Linked DNA regions of Homo sapiens: region 1 is linked to region 2. A link is an interaction called in ENCODE POLR2A ChIA-PET data of the cell type or tissue named here. Cell type or tissue: GM12878. All regions are shown on one strand. Each heading gives the region's core, and the rest is flanking DNA. Links, peaks and the distances in the headings are about the cores only.

Evidence for each region. Peaks named below come from ENCODE experiments on the same cell type or tissue, not always from the same donor. Only the 100,000 strongest peaks of a DNase experiment are listed, where the experiment ranks them.
Region 1: POLR2A ChIA-PET joins it to region 2 with 12 read pairs; 4 of 35 experiments call an interaction of 5 or more read pairs at or near these places.

The regions. Positions count from the first base shown.
Region 1 is chr19:10,230,668-10,242,968 of GRCh38, forward strand. It overlaps S1PR2 (sphingosine-1-phosphate receptor 2), which reads right to left and starts at 664. Exons shown (of 2, transcript NM_004230.4): 1 at 537-664. RefSeq lists enhancers at 1-22, 1,169-1,218, 5,775-5,844, 11,945-12,024 and silencers at 309-968, 7,766-8,060, 7,869-8,058. In GM12878, for the core only: no CTCF peak of the experiment used is centred there; DNase peaks (open chromatin) are centred at 5,604, 7,894 and 8,784; H3K4me3 peaks cover 1,145 bases; H3K27ac peaks cover 3,210 bases.
Region 2 is chr19:10,404,471-10,416,771 of GRCh38, forward strand. No RefSeq gene overlaps it. Among named protein-coding and RNA genes, the nearest start is that of CDC37, 7.1 kb to the left of the region's middle. RefSeq lists silencers at 558-607, 11,973-12,242 and an enhancer at 4,601-4,710. In GM12878, for the core only: no CTCF peak of the experiment used is centred there; DNase peaks (open chromatin) are centred at 4,296 and 7,961; H3K4me3 peaks cover 1,064 bases; H3K27ac peaks cover 3,799 bases.

The sequences.
Region 1 (12,301 bases), core at 1,440-9,439, 180 kb before region 2:
GTCACTTTCTCTTTCCTTACAAAACAAAGCCACGCCCCCCGCCGGGGGACCGGAGGAGGCAAACAACTTGGGGAAACCGAGGCAGAAAGCCCGACGTCCGACCGCCCTCCCCGTGGGTGCCGCCCCTTGGCTTGGAGGCTCCACGGCGCGCACATCCTTTTGCCCTCGCTCAGCCGGAGTCAGCCAGGAGGGGTGTTGCCCCCCCCCAAACACACTCCCCAAGACCCCGGTCCCCGAGCACGGCGTCCTGCCTCCCAAAGACTCCAGTCGAAAGCGCTCGGATTCAGCCTTCTCCCCGGCGCCAACTTCCTGCCGCTGAGAAAGGCGGGGAGCACAGTCTGCGGGTTCGCGGCCGAGGCAGTGGGGGCCGCCCGGATTCTTGGAGAGGGCGCACTGTGACCACCCGCTCCGTGCAGCAGGAACCCAGGCGGCGCGTGCGCGCCCCAGCCCCCCGATTGGGGCCCCTCAGCTCGGATCCCGAGACCTCAGGGGACCAGGCCCGCCTTTTCTGCCTCCTTGTCGCCACGCGCGCTCACCTGGCTAGGCCGGCCCGGCTCCCGGCCCTGGCCGGAGGGGCCTTGGCGTCTGCGTCCCCAGGGCGGCCGCGGCTGGGGCTGGGGTTGCCAGCCGGGCTCGGCTAAGTCCCGGGGCTGGGACGAGGGACAGAGGGGGGGGCGGAGAGCCGCCGCCTCTGCCCCCCGCTCGCCCCGCCCTCCTCTCCTCCCCTTTCCGGCGGCGGCTGCAATGAATTCCAGATGTGACCGGCCGGCTGGCCGGGGCGCACGCGGGGGCCGACAGGAGCTGCACGGAGGGCCCTTTGTCCGCCCCCCCCACCCGATCTCTCACTCTGCCCCTCCCAGCCCCCACCCGTGAGAACCGGCCGGCGCGAAACGTCACGCAGCCTGGTGACGTCACAGTACTCCTGGCCAGGTGGCCTCAACCTGAAACAACTGTCTTCAACCCCAGGTTACCTCTGGGCTTACCCCTGGGACCCTGGACTTGGAAGAAAACACGAGGTCACATTTATTGACTCAACAAAGAGCCTTGGAAGTACCTACTAGGTGTCAACGCAGCAAATAGGCATTAAGTGCCTACTGTGTGTCCACCCAACAAATAAATTCCTACTAAGTGCGATGTCCTGTCCCAAAGACAAAATTGATCTCTTTTTTTTTTTCTTTTTTTGAGACATGGTCTTGCTCTGTCATCCAGGCCAGAGTGTGGTGGCTCAATCATAGCTCACGGGAGCCTCAGCCTCCTGCCTCAGCCTCCAGAGTAGCTGGGACTACAGGTGCGCCATCATGCCTGGCTAATTTTTTGCAGTTTTTTGTAGAGATGGGGTCTCGCTGTGTTGCCCAGGCTGGTCTTGAACTGCTGCATTCAAGCAATCCTACTGCCTCAGCCTCCCAAAGTGCTGGAATGACAGGCGTGAGCCACTGTGCCTGACCAGTCTCTCCCTTGATAGGACCTCCAGAATTCAGGTGCTGCCCTGTTTCCCTTGGGGGACTGGGGACACTCCACACTCTTTCCTGCCTCTGTAGATCACTGTCCCCTCTGGCGGGGCCCAGTTTGTGCCTGCCTTCCAGCGTCGGGCCCAGTCTTCTATCCAGATTTCCAATTTTCACTAATTCCTGGGCATTTCTGTGTGCCTGCCTGCGGAAATGATGGACACTACACCTTCATCGAATGATGTGTGTGTGTGTGTGTGTGTGTGTGTGTGTGTGTGTGTGTGTAACCAGCAGTTCGACAACAGGATAGGAAAGCCCCTCATTCCAGCAACAAAATTTTTTTGTTTGAGACAGAGTCTTCCTTTATCTCCCAGGCTGGGGTGCAGTGGTGCCATCTCAGCTCACTGCAACCTCTGCCTCCCAGGTTCAAGCTATTCCTGTGCCTCAGCTTCACAAGTAGCTGGAAATACAGGCGCGTGCCACCACGCCTGGCTGATTTTTTTGTATTTTTAGTAAAGACAGGGTTTCACCATGTTGGCCAGGCTGGTCTCGAACTCGTGACCTCAAGTGATCCGCCTGCCTCGGCCTCCCCAAGTGCTGGGATTACAAATGTAAACCACAGCACCTGGCAACAAATATTTTTTATGCACCTACTGGGCACAGCAGTGAACAACAACAACAGCAACAAAAAGGAAAAACTCCTTGACCAGATGGATTTTTTTTTTTTTTTGAGACAGAGTCTAGCTCTGTCGCCAGGCTGGAATGTAGTGGCACTATCTCGGCTCACTGCAACCTCTGCCTCCCGGGTTCAAGCGATTCTTCTGCCTCAGCCTCCTGAGTAGCTGGGATTACAGGCATGCGCCACCATGCCCAGCTAATTTTTGTAGTTTTAGTAGAGATGGAGGTTTCACCATGTTGGCCAGGATGGTTTCGATCTCCTGACCTCATGATCTGCCCGCCTTGGCCTCCCAAAGTGCTGGGATTACAGGCATGAACAACCGTGCCTGGCCAACCCAGTGGATCTTATGTTCAGGTGGGAAATATGGCTTTTTATGAGGGTACCATTTGTGAAAATGTAGACATTATATGTTATAAACATAATCTGGCCAGGCACGGTGGCTCACGACTGTAATCCCAACAGTTTGGGAAGCCAAGGTGGGTGGATTGCTTGACCCTAGGAGTTCTAGATTAGCCTGGGCAACATGGTGTAACTCCATCTCTACAAAAAATATAAAAATTGGCTGGGCATGGTGGCTCACGCCTGTAATCCCAGCACTCTAGGACTCCAAGGTGGGTGGATCACTTGAGGTCAGGAGTTCGAGACCAGTCTGGCCAATATGGCAAAACCCTTTCTTTACTAAAAATACAAAAAATTAGCCGGGCGTGGTGGCGGGCGCCTGTAATCCCAGCTACTCGGGAGGCTGAGTTAGGAGAATCGCTTGAACCCGGGGAGGCGGGCGTTGCAGTGAGCCAACATGGTGCTATTGGACTTCAGCCTGGGCAACAGAGCAAGACTCCGTCTCAAAAAATAAAATAAAAATAAAGAGGCTGGGTGCAATGGCTCACACCTGTAACCCCAGCACTTTGGGAGGCAAAGGCAGGTGGATCACCTGAGGTCAGGAGTTCAAGACCAGGCTGGCCAACATGGCGAACCCCATCTGTACTAAAAGTACAAAAATTAGCCGGGAATGGTAGTGTGTGCCTGGAGTCCCAGCTACTCGGGAGGCTAAGGCAGGAGAATTGCTTGAACCCTGGAGGTAGAGGTTCCAGTGAGCCGAGATCATGCCATTGCACTCCAGCCTGGGTGACACAGCAATACTCCATTTTAAATAAATAAATAAATAAAACTAAATAAATAAATGGAGTAGTCTTGTGTGTACTGATGGGAAATGGTCTTCAACATATTAAGTTGAAAAAGTACAGTGTAGACCAGTATGCATTGCATTTCTGGGTGTATTTATAAGAACTATATAAATACACACACATTTGCCTGTGACACACAGTCTGTCTCTGGGAGAAGGCACCAGACCCTAGTCACAACAGTTACTCTTAGGGAGAGGAACCAGGGGGCAGGGAAACGAGGTAAGAAGAAACAGCTTTTCATGGTATACCCTGGAGGGCTGTTTGAAATCTTTTTTTTTTTTTTTTTTTTTTTTTTGAGACGAGGTATCTCCATATTGGCCAGGCTGGTCTCGAATTCCTGACCTCAGGTGATCCGCCTGCCTCAGCCTCCCAAAGTGCTGGGATTACAGGCATAAGCCACTGCGCCCAGCCTGCTGTTTGAAATCTTTAGCTTCTATTACCAATTCAAAAAAATGTACAAAGAGGTCGAGGCAAGGGGATCACCTGAATTCAGCAGTTCGAGACTAGCCTGACCAATATGGTGAAACCCCATCTCTATTAAAAATACCAAAATTATTGGGAGGCTGAGGCAGGCAGATCACGAGGTCAGGAGTTCAAGACCAGTCTGGCCAACATGGTGAAACCCGGTGTCTATTAAAAATACAAAAATTAGCTGGGCACAGTGGTGCACACCTGTAGTCCCAACTACTTGGGAGGCTGAGGCAGTAGAATCACTTGAACCCAGGAGGCGGAGGTTGCACTGAGCCGAGATCCCGCCACTGCATTCCAGCCTGGGCAACAGAGTGAGACTGCATCTCAAAAAAACAAAAAAACAAACAAAAAAAAACACAAAAAACTAGCCAGGCGTGGTAGCAGGTGCCTGTAGTCACAGCCACTCTGGAGGCTGGGGCAGGAGAACTGCTTGAACCCGGGAGGTGGAGGTTGCAGTGAGCCAAGATCGTGCCACTGCACTCCAGCCTAGGCGACAGAGTGAAACTCCATCTCAAAAAATATATTAAAAATTTTAAAAAATTGGTCATGGATAGTGGCTCATGTCTGTAATCCCAGCACTTTGAGAGGCCAAGGTGGGAAGACCAGTTGTGCCCAGGAGCTTGAGATCAGCCTGCGCAATATAGTGAGACTTCGTCTCTACAAAAGAAAAAACAAAAAATTAAACATTAGCCAAGCATGGTTGTGTGTGCCTGTAGTTCCAGCTACTCATGAGGCTGGGGTGGGAGGATCACTTGAGCCTGAGAGGTGGAGGTTGAAGTTAGCTGAAATCACACTGCTGCACTCCAGCCTAGTTGACAGAGCAAGACACTGTCTGGAAAAAAAAAAAATCAACAGGCCAAGCACGATAACTCACAACTGTAATCCTAGCACTTTGGGAGGCAGAGGCGGGAGGATTGCTTGAGGCCAGGAATCTGAGACCAGCCCAGGCAATATAGTAAGAGCCCATCTCAAAAAAAAAAAAAAAATCAACACGTTAATGCTACATATAGGCATGCAATATATGTGTGTATGTAACACAACATGTAATGCTCTGTGCTAAGCCTGGTGATGCCTAATTGGTTGCTGCCATCCAAAGCTGACAGTCTGATGGAGGAGACAGAGAAGAAACCAGACAATTATTTTTATTTATTTATTTATTTATTTATTTATTTTGAGACAGAGTCTCGCTCTGTCGCCAAGGCTGGAGTGCACTGGCAAGATCTCGGCTCGCTGCAACCTCCACCTCCCAGGTTCAAGCAATTCTCCTGCCTCAGCCTCCCAAGTATCTGGGATTACAGGCGCACACCACCACACCCGGCTAATTTTTGTATTTTCAGTAGAGATGGGGTTTCACCATGTTGGCCAGGCTGGTCTTGAACTCCTGACTTCAGGCGATCCACCTGCCTCAGCCTCCCAAAGTGCTGGGATTATAGGCGTGAGCCACCGTGCCCGGCCGAAACCAGACAATTCTAACACAGGGTGATGGGGCTTTGAAGGGGGGATACAAAGAAAGTCAGAAAGTGACTAGTCAATTCTACACTTTGCCCCTTTTCCTGAGCTCGATTTCAGGGTCTGCTGGGTTCTGGGCCAGATCTTGGGGCGCACTTGGACCTTGGCAAAACCTCACTGCCTCTTCTACCAAGTGAGAAGTGTTGCCTGGACACTCTAGAAACCAGGTGTTTAATCCGCAGAGGAGGAAGCACGAAGAAAATTAGGTTTTCTCCTCGTCTGAGAGCTATCAGAGCGGAAATCTCAGTCTTGTGTGGGGACCTGAAGGCTGGGGAGGAAGTGACCGCCCTCATATGCCTGGGCTGGCTCAGCAATTTGCAGTCTCTCCTGGGACCTGGGGGGTTGGGGCAGAGGGGTGATGTCAAGGCTGCAGACATATGTGGCCGTCTGCCAGGGGAACCGTGGCTCCCAGACAAAGGTGATGTCCCCGGGGACACACAGACACACCGACATGCAACTTCCGCCTCCCTCCCACTTCTGAGGCAACACAATGTCTTCGCCAGGTCAGCCAAGGGAGCGCTACAGAGGACTGGAAAACGCTGGAGGCCTGGACTTCCTGATGGTCTTGGTGGGGGTCAGGAGGAGAGCTTGGCCTACCCCGGTGGCGGGGGGCGGGGGGCTGAGTGAGAGAACAGTGGAGGAGGAAGGAAACAGGGCCCTTTTCTTGGAGAACTCCCAGCAGGGGAAATAGAGGAGAAGGAAGAGGCTTGAACTAGCTTCCACTAATTATAGGGTCAGTGACAATAATGGCTAACACTCACAGCCACCGACTGTGTGCTAGATGTGGCGCTGTGAGTCCTCACAACCCGAGGAAGTGGGTATTATGATAATCATCATCTTTTTTTTTTTTTTTTTTGAGATGGAGTCTCGCTCTGTCACTCAGGCTGGAGGGCAGTGGCGCGATCTCAGCTCACTGCAACCTCCGCCTTCCAGGTTCAAGGGATTCCCCTGCCTCAGCCTCCCGAGTAGCTGGGATTACAGGCGCCCGCCACCACACCTGGGTAATTTTTTGTATTTTTAGTAGAAACGGGGTTTCACTGTGTTAGCCAGGCTGGTCTAGAACTCCTGACCTAAGCTGATCTGCCCACCTCGGCCTCCCAAAGTGCTGGGATTACAGGCGTGAGCCACCGTGCCTGGCCTTTTTTTTTTTTTTTTTTTTTTGAGATGGAGTCTCGTTCTGTCTCCCAGGCTGGAGTGGCAGTGGCATGATCTTGGCTCACTGCAACCTCCGCCTCCTGGGTTCAAGCGATTCTCCTGCCTCAGCCTCCCAAGTAGCTGGGATTATAGGCCCGCGCCACCATGCCTGGCTAATCTTTATATTTTTAGTGGAGACAGGGCTTCACCATGTTGGCCAGGCTGATCTCAAACTCCTGACCTGAAGTAATCCATTCCATGTACCTTGGTCTTGGCCTCCCAAAGTGGCTCACACTCTTACAGGTGTGAGCCACTGTGCCCGGCCAATCCCATTTTAAAGAAGAGGAAAATTGACCAGGCGCGGTGGCTCACGCCTGTAATCCCAGCACTTTGGGAGATCAAGGTAGGCGGATCACCTGAGATCAGGAGTTAGAGACCAGTCTGGCCGACATGGCGAAACCCCATCTCTACTAAAAAGATAAAAATTAGCCAGGTATGGTGATGCGCACCTGTAACCCCAGCTACTCGAGAGGCTGAGGCACAAGAATTGCTTGCACCCGGGAGGCGGAGGTTGCAGTGAGCCAAGATCATGCCATTGCACTCCAGCCTAGGTGACAGAGCGAGACTCTATCTCAAAAAAAAAAAAAAAAAAAAAAAGAAGGAGGAAAATTGAGGCATACAGGAGAGGTGAGATTCGAACTAGAGCCATCCGGCTCCTCTCAATCCAGCAGCCCTGGCTGTCTGTCTTCTTATTCATTCGGAGTCTCCACCCCATTCCTGTGCCACCACCCCCATCTCTGCCCCAGCAGGTAGGAACAGACAGGCAGTGGTTACCAGCCAGGACTACATTGGTCAACAGTGAGATGTGGAATGTTCTCCATAATCCAGGAGAAGGGACGCCCTCTGACCCCCATTCCTACCTTCACCCCGGATATTGTGAACTCCCCCAAATCCAGGAGGCCCAGGCCCTTCACACCAGATCCTGTGGTTGCCCACCATGGCCCTGAAATCCATGAGACGCAGGCCTGTTCTCCATCCTCCCTGGGCCTCCACTGTCCCCCCACCCCCCTGGCTCTCGTCTCTGGCAGGAGGAACTGCCTGGGAAGTGTCTGAGATGGATCCCAACTTTCTCATCATCGCCCCAGCGCTGGGGGAAGGGGCCCCAGGCTACAGAGAAGCTTCCCAGATGCTGATCTTGGCAGGCATCAGGGAACTGCGGCAGCCTCATCTCCTCCATGGGCTCAGGGCCCACTTTCAGCTTCAGTGACGGGGTGGGGAGGCTCCCACTGGAGGCCAGCCTCTGCCACATCTGCACCAGAAGCAGTCTTGGCCCTTCGAGCTGGGGAAGGGGTGGGCTCTCTTCCCGCCAAAAGCAGGATGAACAATTAGGGGAAAGGGGAACCTCAAAAAGGCTAACTTCTCAGCAAGCCCCTCCCACCCCAGCATGCTCATGACAGCTGACATGTGTATAACGTGCCAGTTACTGCCCTAAGTGTTTTACAAATATTGACTCACTCTCAATAGCTCACAGCAGCTCCCTCAGCTAGAGAAAGGAGAGATAAACTGCAGTCCATCCTCACAATGGAAGACCATGCCTGTAATCTCAGCACTTTGGGAGGCTGAGGCGGGCGGATCGCCTGAGGTCAGGAGTTCGAGACTAGCCTGGACAACATGGCGAAACCCCATCTCTACTAAAAACGAAAAAATTAGCTGAGTTTGGTGGTACGCACCTGTAATCCCAGCTACTCAGGAGGCTGAGGCAGGAGAATTGCTTGAACCCAGGAGGTGGAGGTTGCAGTGAGCCGAGATTGCACCATTGCACTCCAGACTAGGTGACAAGAACAAATGAAACTCCATCTCAAAAAAAAAAAAAATCAAAAAGAAGGAATTGGTGATACCTAGCCACATGGAGAACTCTCAAATGTATTAGGATGAGGGAAAGAAGTTCAACGCAAAGGTTGCATATTGTATGACTCTATTTCTATAATGTTCTAGGAGAAAAAAAACTATAGGGACGGTGAAATATTGGGACAGGAGAGGTTGACTGCAAAAGGGCACGGTGGGACCGGGTACAGTGGCTCACCCCTGTAATCCCAGCACTTTCAGAGGCTGAGGTGAGAGAATTGCTGGAACCCAGGAGTTCGACACCATCCTGAGCGACAGAGCGAGACCCAGTCTCTACAAAAAAAAAAAAAAAAAAATGAGTCAGGTACAGTGGCACGTGCCTGTACTAGCTATTCCGGAGGCTGAGGCAGGAGGATTGCCTGAGCCCAGCAGTTTGACACCACTGTCACCTATGATCGCACCACTGCACTCCAGCCTGAGCAACAGAGTAAGACCAATGTCTTAAAAAAAAAAAAAAAGTTGGGGGGCATGGGGGGAATTTTTTTTTTTTTGGCGATGGAACCATTCTGCATCTTGATTGTGGTTTTGGTTACGTGACTATATATGTTTCTTGAAATGTGAACAACTGTATGCAAAAAAGGGAAGATTTTCTTTCTTTTGAGACAGAGTCTTGCTCTGTCGCCCAGGCTAGTATGCAGTGGCGCGATCCACTGCAACCTCTGCCTCCTGGGTTCAAGCGATTCTCCTGCCTCACCTTACAGGTGTCCACCACCACGCCTGGCTAATTTTTGTATTTTTAGTAGAGATGGGGTGTTACCATCTTGGCCAGGCTGGTCTCGAACTCCTGACCTTGTGATTCACCCGCCTCGGCCTCCTAAAGTGCTGGGATTACAGGCGTGAGCCACCACGCCCGGCCAGGAAGATTTTTATTGTATCTAAATTGTGCAAAAAAAGCAATACTTTTGTTTAAAAAATTCTCACAGCAGCCTTATTATTTGTGTGTTTGTTTATTTGTTTTCTTGATCTTAGCCAAAAGGCCGAGAAGCGATTTATTTATTTTTATTTTTTATCTTTTTTTTTTTTTTTTTCGAGACGGAATCTGGCTCTGTCGCCCAGGCTGGAGTGCAGTGGCGCAATCTTGGCTCACTGCAAGCTCCGCCTCCCAGGTTCACGCCATTCTCCTACCTCAGCCTCCCGAGTAGCTGGGACTACAGGCACCCGCCAGTACGCCGGGCTAATTTTTTGTATTTTTAGTAGAGACGGGGTTTCACCGTGTTAGCCAGGATGGTCTTGATCTCCTGACCTCGTGATCCACCCGCCTCGGCCTCCCAAAGTGCTGGGATAACAGGCGTGAGCCACCGTGCCCGGCCTAGTTTTTATCTTTTTAGAGATAAGGTCTTGCTCTGTCACCCAGGCTGGAGTGCAGTGGCGCAATCATAGCTCACTGTAGTCTCAAGCTGGTGAGTTCAAGCAATCTGCCTACTTCAGCCTACCCAGTAGCTGGGACTACAGGCCCAAGACACCAAGCCCAGCTAACTTTTACATTTTTTGTAGAGGGTTAGGTTGGTCTCACTATGTTGCCCAGGCTGGACCTGAACTCCTGGGCTCAAGCGATCCTCCCACCTTGGTCTCCCAAGGGCACTGAGATTACAAGAGTGAACCACTCTGCCTGGCCTCCGGACAGTAGCTTTACATCAGTGAGGGTCTAATCAGGAAAACAGAAGTATCTCCAATAGAGGGGATTTAATATATGGGTCAATTTAATACGTAGATAAAAAATCAAACGATGGCCAGGCGCGGTGTCTCATGCCTGTAATCCCAGCACTTTGGGAGGCTAAGGTGGACAAATCACGAGGTCAGGAGTTCGAGACCAGCCTGGCCAACATGGTGAAACCCGGTCTCTACTAAAAATACAAAAAATTAGCTGGGCATAGTGGCAGGAGCCTGTAATCCCAGCTACTTGGGAGGCTGAGGCAGGAGAATCGCTTGAACCCGGGAGGCGGAGGTTGCAGTGAGCGGAGATTGCACCACTGCACTCCAGCCTGGGTGAAAGAGTAAGACTTTGTCTAAAACAAAACAAAACAAAACAAAATGGATGGAGAGATTATTTTAAAATTAGCATAGGCCGGGCACAGTGGCTCATGCCTGTAATCCCAGCACTTTGGAAGGCCGAGGCGGGCGGATCACCTGAGGTCGGGAATTCGAGACCAGGCTGACCAACATGGAGAAACCGTGTCTCTACTAAAAATACAAAATTAGCCTGATGTGGCTGGGCGCAGTGGCTCATGCCTGTAATCCCAGCACTCTGGGAGGCCAAGGCAGGTGGATCATGAGGTCAGGAGATCGAGACCATCCTGGCTAACACGGTGAAACCCGTCACTACTAAAAATACAAAGAATTAGCCGGGCGTGGTGGCAGGCACCTGTAGTCCCAGCTACTCGGAAGGCTGAGGCAGGAGAATGGCGTGAACCCGGGAGGCGGAGCTTGCAGTGAGCCGAGATCACACCACTGCACTCCAGCCTGGGCGACAGAGTGAGACTCCGTCTCAAAAAAAAAAAAAAAAAAAAAGTAGCCGGGCATGCTGGCACATGCCTGTGATCCCAGCTACTAGGGAGGCTGAGGCAGGAGAATCGCTTGAACCCAGGAGGCGGAGGCTGCGGTGAGCCGAGATCGCACCATTGCACTCTAGCCTGGGCAATAAGAGCGAAACTCCATCTCAAAAAAAAAAAAAAAAATTAGCATAAACCAAGCATGGTGGTGTAGGCCTGTAGTCCCAGCCACTCGGGAGGCTGAGGCAGGAGGATCACTTGAGCCCAGGAGTTGGACTCCGGCCTGGGCAACATAGCCAAACCTCATCTCTTAAAAAATATAATAAAAATAAAGGATATGGCAGACCATGTAAAAAATTTAAATAGAAATTACCATATAGGAAGATGATATCTAATGGGAGGTGCTACCAGAGGCATATGGGGAGAAATATCTTGGGCTGGGTGCAGTGGTTCATGACTGTAATCCCAGCACTTTGAGAGGCCAAGGTGGGAGGATCACTTGAAGCCAGGGGTTTGAGACCAGCCTGGGTAATATAGGAGACCCCCATCTCTATTTTAAAAATCTTTAAAAAAAAAATCCATGTATGGTTGCACGCACCTGTGGTTCCAGCTACTCAGGAGGTTGAGGCAGAAGGATCACGTCAGCCCAGGAGGTCGAGGCTGCAGTGAGCTATGATTGTGCCACTGCACTACAGCCTGGGTGACAGAGTAAGACCCTATCCCTAGAAAAAAAGCAAAAAGAGGCCGGGTGCGGTGACTCACGCTTGTAATCCCAGCACTTTGGGCGGCTGAGGCAGGTGAATCACCTGAGGTCAGGAGTTCAAGACCAGTCTGACCAACATGGTGAAACCCCGTCTCTACTAAAAATACCAAATTAGCCGGGCATGGTGGTGCGTGCCTGTAATCCCAGCTACTTGGGAGGCTGAGGCGGGAGAATCACTTGAACCCAGGAGGTGGAGGTTGCAGTGAGCTGAGATCGTGCCATTGCACTCCAGCCTGGGCGACAAGAGCGAAACTCCGTCTCAAAAAAGAAAAGAAGAGAAAAGAAATATCTTGGCTTCTCCTACCTTCCTCTCGGAAAATCTGCCCCCAGTGCCTCCCATTGGCTAAATGTGGCCAGAAGCCAGTTGGCAGGGGAGATGTCCCGTGCAGAGGTCAGCCCCGAGCCATGCAGGGAGAACAGCACAGGGACTAGATGATGCCAGGGCTCGCAGGCTTAAGCCCTGCAAGAACCATGTGGGTAGGGGCAACTATACCCCCATTTTACAGAGGAGGAAACTGAGGCCTGGAGAGCCAATGTGACATGCCCAGGGTCTCAGGCCCTCAAGGAGGTTGGACTCTCTGGTTCTCGCCAACACCTGCCTGGAGGGCTAGTTCTGTGGCTTTTTTTCTACCCTTCACGCCTGTCCTGGTTGCTCAGGGAACTGTAGGGAATGAAAATATCCATGCAAATCAGCCCCACTGCGGGGAGGCCCTCCGTGGGAG
Region 2 (12,301 bases), core at 3,971-11,970:
AGGGCCTCGACCACCTCACACTTCCATGCATCCCAATCCACGCTTTGATACCAGGATAATAGGCCGTGTTGCAGCCTTGGGCCAGGATTATCTCAGATTAAAGGGTGCTCCCTCGGGGGTCAGGCTGGATAGGAGGAGCTCCAGCCACTCCGGTGAGGGGCGCCTCTTCCTAGTCTCCCCTGGAGCCGACGTTGGAGGCAGTGCCTGGAGAGAGCGAGCGAAGTTCTCCAGAAGGGGGAGGATTCCCCGGTGCATGGAGCGGGAAGGGCCATCGGACAAAAACGTCCTCCCGCTGCCGCCCTTCCCCCTCGCGCTTCATTCAAACCCGCGAGTGGGCGGGCAGGGGCGGGGGAGTCCCCATCTCCTACCCCTCCCTCTTCCCCTCCACCCTGGCAGTCCAGCACATCAGTGGCCGTCACGGCCCGGGCACGCGCGCGCACGGACCCACACCCCGGCGGCTCTCACAATCGCACACACACATACACACACACACCAGCAAACAAAGGGTCTGGACACCCCCGTCCCCTCCCGCCCCCCAGGCCAGGGAGGGCGGGGCATCCCCTCCCCAGGCCCCCCGCAAGGTAAGCTTGGGGCTGCGAGCTGCGGTGGGGAGGGGGACACGGTGCCACAGTGGGAGGGGGCCAGGAAGGTAGGGGGTTCCCCGGCTCCCCAGGAAAGTCGTACCCCCACCCCCACCGTATGCCCTTTAGGGATTCGGCCCCGTCATCAGCCTGGGGGTGTTTGGAGAGAATCCCAGATGTCGGGGATTCCCGGATAGGCGCGGGGGTCTCTTCCTGGCTCTGGAGACTGGAGCTGCCCAGCTTCAGCAAAACAGGGTTCCCGGAGCCTCAGCTTCCAGAACTGGGGATAGAGCGCCGGAAGCTTCCCCATCAACCCCAAGCATTTCCTAATCTGCCAGCACAGCACCTCCAGCCCTGGGGACTGAGGAGAGAGACCCCTAAGTTGCTTTGCACTGTCCCTCTGTCCCCGGTCCCCATCCCACCCCCATCGGTGCAAACCCTGCTATGTCTCTCCTGCCTGTGTGTGTGTGTGGGGGGGAGGTTTGCGGGAATTGGGAACGCTTTTTGGGGCTACCTTTGCTTCTTCTGCTACATCCCATAGCCACATACCACTGAGCTGCGGTGGGGCCCGGCAGGCGGCTTTGCCTTCCTGAGTCTCAATTTCCTCCTCTGCAAAGTGGGTAATGACACACACCTAGGATTCCGCGAAATCGTGCTCGCGGAGCCTGCTTTTGCGCCATCATTTTATTTATTAGCTCATTTCACATCTCTTTCCCAAGTGTCTACTTACGATGTACTGGGCACTGTGACCAGGCTTTGGGGCAGCAGCAACCAACAAACCCAGTAGGGGTCCCTGCTCCTGGCTAGTGAGGGAGCAGGATCCCTGTATAAACATACAAATCCCCGCGGGTGATTTCAGACTGTGAAGACTAAAATTCTGTCCTCGGACAGAGAGAGACTAGGGAAAGGCACTCAAGATTAAAGGAGAAGCTGGGCACAGTGGCTCACGCCTGTAATCCTAGCACTTTGGGAGGCCGAGGCAGGCGGATCACTTGAGGTCAGGAGTTCGAGACCAGCCTGGCCAACATGGTGAAACCCCATGTCTACTAAAAATACAAAAATTAGTCGGGCGTGGTGGCAGGCGCCTGTAATCCCAGCTACCCGGGAGGCTGAGGCAGAAGAATTGCTTAAACCCGGGAGGCGGTGGTTGCAGTGAGCCAAGATCACACCACTGCACTCCAGTTTGGGTGACAGAGCAAGACTCTGTCAGAAAAAAAAACAAAAAACAAAAAACAGATTAAGTAAGACTTCTGGATCCTGCCTGCCTTCCTCCTTGGGTCTGAGCTCATGAGGGCAGGATCAGGTCTAGAACAGTGCCTGGCACACAGTAGGTGCTCAATAAATGTTGAATGAGCGTGGCACCCTGGTGTGAGCCTGTAGTCCCAGCTACTCGGGAGGCTGGCTGGAGGATCCCAGCGACACCCATCTCTAAAAAAAAATAAAAACAAAAAATAAATCCTTAGCTGGGCATGGTGGCACACGCCTGTAGTCCCAGCTATTCAGGATGCTGAGGCAGGAGAATGGCTTGAACCCGGGAGGCAGAGGTTGCAGTGAGCTGAGATAGTGCCATTGCACTCCAGCCTGGGTGACAAGAGCAAAACTCAAAAAAAAGAAAATCTTAAATGAATTAAAGAGGGGATTAGTTTAAGACTAGATTCTAGAACTGTAGATTAGGAAGAAGGCTTAGCATAAACCAATCCACCCCACTCCCTTGAATTTGATACAGGAGACAGTGAATCCCAGAATGTCAACATTTCTACAAAATTGAAGATGGGCCCAGCACGATGGCTCACATCTGTAATCCCGATAATTGGGAGGCTGAGGTGGGAGGATCACTTGAGCCCAGGAGGTCGAGGCTGTAGTGAGCCATGATCACGTCACTGCACTTCAGCCTGGGAGACAGAGTGAGACTCTGCCTCACCAAAAAAAAAAAAAAAAAAAAAAAAGAAGGTGGTTAAAGCAAGGGTTGTGAACAGCTGTGGACAGAGACCAGAACTGAGCACTGTGTGCCCAGGAACTCATGGTGTCCAGCCAGTGCCCACTCTTCCCCACATAGCATATAGACACAGCACTGCTTTCATCTATTCAATATTTATTCAGCACCTACTATGTACCAGGTGCCAGGGACACAGCAATTAACAGAACAAAACTCCCTGCCCCAGTGGAGCTGACATTTAGTGGAGGAAACTGAAATGAAATAACATGATCAAAAAGATATAATGACACATTGTTATTAGGATACTGATAGAAATAGAGGGTGTGGCTGGGTGTTTAGAAAGACTTCCTGCAGAAGCTGAATTCAGCACACACACACTCAAACCCAAACATAATCCCACTAATACACATCACAGAAAAGTGGCCATGGGGACTGAGTGGCTGAGCAGAGATTTAAACCTGGAACCTGCATTTCTTTTTTCTTTCTCCTTTTTTTAACTAATTAATTTATTTATTATACTTTAAGTTCTGGGATACATGTACAGAACGTGCAGGTTTGTTACACAGGTATACACGTGCCATGGTGGTTTGCTGCACCCATCAACCTGTCATCTACATTAGGTATTTCTCCTAATGTTATACCTCCCCTAGCCCCCCACCCCCCAACAGGCCCCAGTGTGTGATGTTCCCCTCCTGGTGTCCATGTATTCTCATTGTTCAGCTCCCACCTATGAGTGAGAACATGCGGTGTTTGGTTTTCTGTTCTTGTGTTAGTTTGCTGAGAATGATGGTTTCCAGCTTCATCTATGTCCCTGCAAAGGACATGAACTCTTTTTCCTTCCTTCCTTCCTTCCTTCCTTCCTTCCTTCCTTCCTTCCTTTCTTTCTTTCTTTCTTTAATTGAGACAGAGTCTCACTCTGTCACGCCCAGGCTAGAATGCAGTGGCTCGATCTTGGCTAACTGCAACCTCTGCCTCCCGGATTCAAGTGATTCTCCTGCCTCAGTCTCCCGAGTAGCTGGGATTACAGGCACGCGCCACCACACCCAGCGAATTTTTTGTATTCTTAGTAGAGATGGGGTTTCACCATATTGGCTAGGCTGGTTGAAAACTCCCAACCTCAGGTGATCCGACCGTCTTGGCCTCCCAAAGTGCTCCCAATGAGCCACTGCGCCCAGCCCTCCTTTCTTTTTAAAGACAGGATCTTACTCTGTCACCCAGGCTGGAGTGCAGTGGCAATCGCAGCTCACTTGCAGCCTCAAACTCCTGGGCTCAAGCAACCCTCCTGCCTCAGCCTCCTGAGTAGCTGGGATTACAGGTGCACAGCACCACACATGGCTAATTTTTTTTTTCATTTCATTTTAAAGACGGGGTCTCCAAGAGTTGGAGGCTGCAGTGAGCTATGATCGCACCGCTGCATACCAACCCAGGCAACAGCAGGAGACCTGCCTCAAAAAAGAAAAGAAAAGAGATGGGGTGTCGCTATGTTGCCCTCACTGGTCTCAAACTGCTGGCCTCAAGCGATTCCCCTGCCTTGGCCTCCCAAAGTGCTGGGAATATAGGCGTGAGCTACTGCGCCCAGCCCCCGGAACCTGCATTTCTAGGCACTGTGAAATACTGTTTTCCGCTGCATCTTCACACAGTGACACCCCCACACACCTACACATTCATATTACAGTCACACAGGCACAGCCAACCTCTTATTCACATAGACCGATGTGGTATTGCCCTGACACATAGATTCCTGCGGGTACAATTCGGTTTCAACTATGCAACACTTAGACTCACAGAAGGTTCCACCAGCCCATTGGCACATGCACAGCCAGGTATGAAGTTCATGCACATATATGCATGTATTTGCACACACATGCCTGGAGTCCTTCACAATCCTTCCGAGACCTGCGTCAGCTTTGAGCATGGAGCTTGGGCAGCCGTGAATATTCAGGGCCATGGTGTGGGCAGGGGCTTTTATTCTCACTTCCCTGTTATTTGCTGCACATCGCCACATCCTTCTGTTGAAGGAAGTGGGGAGTGGGCGGGATGTCGGGCTGGGTGACATCAGCTCTCCTCTGCCAGGCCAGGCCAGTGGCTCCCAGGCTGGGCTGGTAGCTGACGGTGCTGACAACATGGGTGGGGGAAAAGGACTCTCGTGGCCTGAGCCTGATGCCAGCTGTCCAGAGCAGCCTGTGCTGCCATCTGGACCCCCATCTCCAGCGGCCTGCTGTCCAGGGAAGGAGAAGGCAGGCCTAGAGGCATCCCTCCACCCTGAGCACTCCCGGGCCCTGCCTCCCTCGCCTGGGCTGCAGCCAGGGCTGATTGCCGCAAATGTGCACTTGTGTCCTGACAGCAGTAAGGGGCATGTCTCTGCCTCTCTCGCCTGGCCGGCTGGACCCCTCCAACATCGTCTTCTTCATTGCTTTCTTCATTTCACAAATCCTTGAGACTTTGAGCAACAGAATTTGCAGAGCCTAGGGAAAATGCACACGCAGGGTTCCTCTTCAAGATTACAAACAATAGGCCGGGCGCAGTGGCTCACGCCTGTAATCCCAACACTTTGAGAAGCTAAGGCAGGGGAATTGCTTGAGGCCAGGAGTTTGAGACCAGCCTGGCCAACATGGCGAAACCCCGTCTCTACTGAAAATGCAAAAATTAACTGCGCGTGGTGGCAGGCGCCTGTAATCCCAGCTACTCAGGAGGCTGAGGCAGGAGAATCATTTGAACCCTGGAGGCGGAGGTTGCAGTGAGTCGAGATCACACCATTGCACTCCAGCCTGGATGACAAGAGCTAAACTCTGTCTCAAAAAAAGAAAAAAATTATAAGTCTAAGGCAAAGAAAACACAAGCAGGGCTGGGAGCGGTGACTCACGCCTGTAATCCCAGCACTTTGGGAGGCCGAGGTGGGTGGATCACGAGGTCAGGAAATCGAGACCATCCTGGCTAACATGCTGAAACCCCGTCTCTACTAAAAAAAAAACCAAAAAATTAGCTGGGAGTGGTGGCAGGCGCCTGTAGTCCCAGCTACTCGGGAGGCTGAGGCAGGAGAATGGTATGAACCCGGGAGGTTGAGGCAGCAGAATGGCGTGAACCTGGGAGGCGGAGGTTGCAGTGAGCTGAGATCGCGCCACTGCACTCCAGCCTGGGCAACAAAGCGAGACTCCGTCTCAAGGAAAAAAAAAAAGAAAGAAAAAGAAAAAGAAAACACAAGCAGAGTCAGGGGGATGGGAAAAGCAACAGGATATCTGAGGTCTGAATATGTTCTAGGTGTTTGAAGAACAACAAAGGGGCTGGTGGGTTGGCCAGACATGGTGGCTCACGCCTGTAATCCCAGCACTTTGGGAGGCTGAGGCAGGAGGATCACCTGAGCCAAGGAATTCCAGACCTGCCTGGGCAACATGGCAAGACACCCTCTCTACAAAAAATTTAAAAATTAACTGGGCGTTGTGGTGCTCACCTGTAGTCCCAGCTACTTGAGAAGCCGAGGCGAGAGGATCACTTGAGCCCAGGCGTTTAAGGCTACAGTGAGGTGTGATAACATCACTGCACTCCAGCCTGGGCAACAGAGTAAGACCCTTGTCTCTTAACAAAATGAAAATAGGCCGAGCACGGTGGCTTACTCCTGTAATCCCAGCACTTTGGGAGGCTGAGGCGGGCAGATCATGAGGTCAAGAGATTGAGACTATCCTGGCCAACATGGTGAAACCCCGTCTCTACTAAAAGTACAAAAATTAGCTGGGTGTGGTGGTGTGCACCTGTAGTCCCAGCTACTTGGGAGGCTGAGGCAGGAGAATCACTTGAACTCAGGAGGCAGAGGTTGCAGTGAGCTGAGATTGTGCCACTGCACTCTAGCCTGGCAACAGAACGAGACTGTCTCAATTTAAAAAAAAAAAGGGGAACAGAAATAAATTCACGTGCATTACTTCACTTCATCCTCACAACAACCCCATCAGATGGGTGTGAATATTATTCCTATTTTACAGATGACAAAACTGAGGGCCAGAGAGGCTGAGTAATTTGCTCTAAAGTATACAGACAGAGCTGAGAGATACTGTGAGTTGAGTTCTAGACTACCACAATAAAGCGAGTATCACAATAAAGTGATACAAAAAATTTTTGGTTTCCTAGTGCATGTAAAAATTATGCTGACACTATACCATATGTATATTAAGTATGCAATAGCATTATGTCTAAAACAACAATGCATATACCTTAATTTTAAAATACTTTATTAGCCTGGTCAACATAGTGAGACCTCATTTCTACGAAAAAAATTTAAAAATTAGCTGGGCATGTTGGTGCTCACCTGTGGTCCCAGCTACTTGGGAGGCTGAGGTGAGAGGATAGCTTGAGCCCAGGAGGACAAGGCTGCAGTGTGCTATGATCACAGCACTGCACTCCAGCCTGTGCAACGGAGTGAGACCCTGTCTCAAAAACAAAACAGAAAAACCTTAAAAACTTTATTGCTGCCCGGGTGTGGTGGCTCATGCTTATAATCCCAGCACTTTGGCTGAGGCGGGCAGATCACTTGAGCCCAAGGGTTTGACACCAGCCTGGCCAACATGGTGAAACCCCATCTCTACCAAAAAATACAAAAATTAGCTGGGCATGGTGGTGCACGCCTGTAGTCCCAGCTACTCCAGAGGCCGAGGCAGGAGAATCGCTTAAACCCCGGAGGCGGAGATTGCAGTGAGCCAAGATCACGCCACTGTACTCCAGCCTGAGCGATAGAGTGAGACCCTGTTTGAAAAAAAACCAAAAACAAAAACAAAAAAACCTTTCTTGCTAAGAAAAGCTAACCATCATCTGAGCCTTCGGCAAGTCATAATCTTTTTCCTGGTGGAGGGTCCTGCCTCAATGTTGATGGCTTCTGACTGATGAGGGTGGTGGTTGCTGAAGGTTGGGGTGGTTGTGGCAATTTTTAAAAATAGGAGAACAGGTCGGGCGGTGGTGGCTCATGCCTGTAATCCCAACACTTTGGGAGGCCGAGGCAGGTGGATCACTTGAGGTCAGGAGTTCAAGACCAGCCTGGCCAACATGGTACAACCCCGTCTCTACTAAATATACAAAAATTAGCCTAGCGTGGTGGTGGGCACCTGTAATCCCAGCTACTTGAGAGGCTGAAGCAGGAGAATCTCTTGAACCCAGGAGGCAGAGGTTGCAGTGAGCTGAGATGGCACCATTGCACTCTAGCCTGAGTGACAGAGCAAGACTCAGTCTCAAAATAAATAAATAAATAAGATAATAATAATAATACTTGAAAGTCAAATGTACTCCTTGATCAGTGGGCTGCAGAATGGACGCTGTGTTAGCAGGCATGAAAACATCTCCTTGTACATCTCCATCAGAGCTCTTGGGTGACCAGTTGCATTGACAATGAGCAGTCATATTTTGAAATGAAACTTTTTTCTGCACAGGAAGTCTCAACTGTTGGCTTAAAATATTCAGTAAACAGATGTGCTGTCACCCAGGCTTTGTTGTTCTATTTATAGCTCAGAGGCCAAGTACACTTAACATCATTCTAAAGGTCCCCAGGATTTTCAGAATAGTAAATGAGAATTGGTTTCAACCGAAAGCCACCAGCTGCATTAGCCCTTAACAAGAGTCAGGCTGTCCTTTGAAGCCAGTCATTGACTTCACTTCTCTCTAGGGTGAAAGTCCTAGTTGGCATCTACTTCCAATAGAAGACTATTTTGTTGGGCAGGCGCCGTGGTTCACGCCTATAATCCTAGGAATTAGAAACCAGACGGGGCAACATGGTGAAACCCCGTCTCTATAAAAATACAAAAAATTAGGTAGGCGTGGTGGCACGCACCTGTAATCCCAGCTACTCCGGAGGCTGAGGCATGAGAATCGCTTGACCTGGGAGGCGGAGGTTGCAGTAAGCTGCAATCTTGCCATTGCACTCCAGTCTGAGCAACAGGCTCTTCCCATCCCCCTGACTCTGACTCAGAAAAAAAAAAAAAAAAAATAGACCAGGAGCTGTGGCTCACGCTTGTAATCCCAGCACTTCGGGGGGCTGAGGTGGGCGGATCATGAGGTCAGGAGATCGAGACCATCCTGGCTAACACAGTGAAACCCTATCTTTACTAAAAATACAAAAAAAAAAAAAAATTAGCCGGGCATGGTGGCAGGTGCCTGTAGTCCCAGCTACTTGGGAGGCTGAGGCAGGAGAATGGCGTGAACCCAGGAGGTGGAGCTTGCAGTGAGCCAAGATCGCGCCACTGCACTCCAGCCTGGGCAACAGAGCGACACTCCATCTCAAAAAAAAAAAAAAAGACTATTTTGTCTACACTGAACAATTTGTTGTTGATTGTAGCCACCTTCATCAATAATTTTAGCTAGATTTCTTCTGGGTAACTTGCTGCAGCTTCTTTCTCTCTCTTTTTTTTTTTATTAAAACATGTTTACTTTTTAGGCCAGGCATGGTGGCCCATGCTTGTAATCCCAGCACTTTGGGAGGTCGAGGTGGGAGGTTTGCTTGAGCCCAGGAGTTCCAGACCAGCCTAGGCAACATGGTGAAACTCTATCACTACAAAAAATACAAAAATTAAGGCCAGGCATGGTGGCTCACGCCTGTAATTCTAGCACTTTGGGAGGCCAAGGCAGGTGGATCATGAGGTCAGGAATTTGAGATCAGCCTGACCAACATAGTGAAACCCCGTCTCTATTAAAAATACAAAAAATTAGCCAGGCGTGGTGGCAGGTGCCTGTAATCCCAGCTACTCAGGAGGCTGAGGCAGGAGAATCACTTGAACCCGGGAGGCAGAGGTTGCAGTGAGCCGAGATTGTGCCATTGCACTTCAGCTCGGGCGACAGTGCAAGATTCTGTCTCAAAAAAACAAACAAAACAACAAACAAACAAAAACCCAAAAAACAAAAATTAGCTGGGCATGGTGGTGTGTGCCTGTAATCCCAGCTACTCAGGAGGCTGAGATGGGAGGACTGCTTTAGCCCAGGAGGTCGAGGCTGAGGGCCACAATGAATGGGTACCATTTCTTGCTCTGTTTGCTGGAGAATACAGGTTACAATCAGAGTGGTGAGTGCTTTAATGGGGGTAGAAAAACCTGCAGTGGGGGCCCAGAACATGGACTGGGGCAGTCTGGCTGAAAAATGGAGGTGACCTTTAAGCTATCTTTTTTTTTTTTTGAGATGGAGTCTCGCTCTGTCACCCAGGTCACCCAGGCTGCAGTGCAGTAGCATGATCTCAGCTCACTGCAAGCTCTGCCTCCCGGGTTCACGCCATTCTCCTGCCTCAGCCTCCCGAGCAGCTGGGACTACAGGCGCCCGCCCCCGGGCCCGGCTAATTTTTTGTATTTTTACTAGAGGTGGGGTTTCACCGTGTTAGCCAGGATGGTCTCGATCTCCTGACCTCGTGATCCGCCTGTCTCGGCCTCCCAAAGTGCTGGGATTACAGGCGTGAGCCACCGTGCCTGGCCTAAGCTATCTTTATACATTCATCCATTTGTTCAACAAATGTCTGTTGAGGGCCCACCAGGTGCTAAAGGCTAGGTTGAAGAAATGATGTTTACATTAGTTTCCATTAATTTACATTGAACTGAAGTGCTAGCTAAGGCAATAAGGCAAGAAAAAGAAATAAGAACCAGACTGAGCATAGTGGTTCATGCCCAGCATGAACATGGGTTCATGTAATCCCAGCACTTTGGGAGGCTGAGGTGTGAGGAGCACTTTAGTCCAGGAGTTTGAGACCAGCCTGGGCAACATGGCAAGACCCCATCTCTACAAAACAACAAAAACAAAAATTAGCCAGGCATGATGGCGCGTGCCTGTAGTACCAGCTGCTACTCTGGAGGCTGAGGTGGGAGGATAGCCTGAGCCTGGGAGGTCGAGGCTGCAGTGAGCTGTGCAATGGTGCCACTGCACTCCAGCCTGGGCAACAGAGTGAGACCCTGTCTCAAATAAATAAATAAATAAATAAATATTAAAAAAAATAAAGAAATGAGAACTAGGCTGGGTGTGATGGCTCACACCTGTAATTCCAGCACTTTGAGTTTGAGCTTTAGTTTGAGCTCAGGAGTTTGAGACCAGCCTGGGTAACATAGTGAGACCCCAGTCTCTATTTAAAAAGTAGAAACAAAAGAACCAAAGTAGGGGATAAACCAGCTAGTACACAGTAGAACTGTTAGGAACATTACACTATCAGGCTCTCAATAATAACCTGACATTGAACAGGTTATTAAAAGCCTATTATGTTCCGGATTCTGTTCAGGACGCTCAGGAGATAGTAAAGAATAATACTACATTATTGTTAACATAATAATTAAACAAAGTTTTCGTGCCCTCCTGCAGCTAATATTCCAGTGTGAGGAGACACAGACAATAAATGTAATAAACAAATTACATAGTGTGGTATGAGGGGGGAAGAGCGGGAAAAGGGGGACCAGAAGTCCTAGGAGGTTGTATTATAATTTTAAGTGGGGGTGGGGTAAGAAAGAAAGAAATGCCTGAAAGGATGAGATATAAGCAAAGACCTAAAAGAGGTAAGGGACCTGCGGATTTTTTTTTTTTTTTTTTTTGAGATGGAGTCTCGATCTGTTGCCCAGGCTGGAGTGCAGTGGCCCGATCTCGGCTCACTGCAACCTCCACCTCCCAGGCTCAAGCCAGTCTCCTGCCTCACCCTCCCAAGTAGGTGGAACTACAGGCGCCTGCCACCACGCACGGCTGATTTTTGTATTTTTAGTAGAAATGGGGTTTCACCATGTTGGCCAGGCTGGTCTCGAACTCCTGACCTCAAGTGATCCACCTGCTTTGGCCTTCCATAGTGCTGGGATTACAGGCCTGAGCCACCGCATCTGGCCAACCTGCGGATATTTGGGGGAAGAGTTCCAGGTGGACAGAACTGAAAGTGCAAAGGGCCTGAGGCACCAGCATGCTTGCTGTGTCCAGAAACAGCTAGACCAGTGTGGCTGGAGCTGAGGGCAGGAAGGTGACTGGGCGTTATCTAGCAGGACTGTGTGGGCCACGCGAGGACTTTGACGTTTCCTCTGAGTGAGGTAAGAGCTATTAGGGCTCTGAGTAGAGGAAGATCATGATCTGAATCGAGTTCTAACAGGCTCCCACAGGGTCAGATGTTACCATTTATTAAATATTTACTGAGTGCCAGACACTATTCTGTTCAATATGGTTTGATCTCATTTCATTCTCACATGGACCCTGTAGGGAATATCATTCCATTTCACAGAAAAGAAACTGAGGCTCACAGAGTTTAAGACACTGACCCATGGCCGCACAGCAATAATCTTCAGCGCCTGGGTGCCAAGGTAAAGTAAGCCAGCCTCTCCCTCCCCCAAGCATTTCAGACAAGGATCGGTGGCTGCAGAGCGCACCCGTCTTCGGGAACGGCGTCTGTGTCCCTGTCTGTCTGTTTCTATTTCCACACGTCCCTGTCTGTCTCCACGCGCCTCTGCCTGTGCGTCCCCCATCTGTGCCCAAGCCGCCGTCTCTCTGCGCCCGGCCCCCGCACATCGGAGCTATTTCGGGTTTAAGGCTTAAAAGCCCAACAGCTCGGAGGAGACGCTTCCTCCGGCCCCCGGCTCGGACCACGCGCCGCACGCGGCCAGCTCTGGGAGCTCCCAGTTTTTTCTGCGGGATCCCCGAGCCGGGGAAGCCCCCGCGGGAGGAAGGGTGGGGGCTGGGGCGACCCGGGCCCGGAGGCTCTCGGCCCCCCAGTGGCCAACCCCGGCATTGACGCCGTCAGGAGCCCAGCCGTGCGTCAGCTGTCGCCCTGGCAACGGGGGCGACGTCACCACATTGGTGGTGCGTCAGTCCGCTG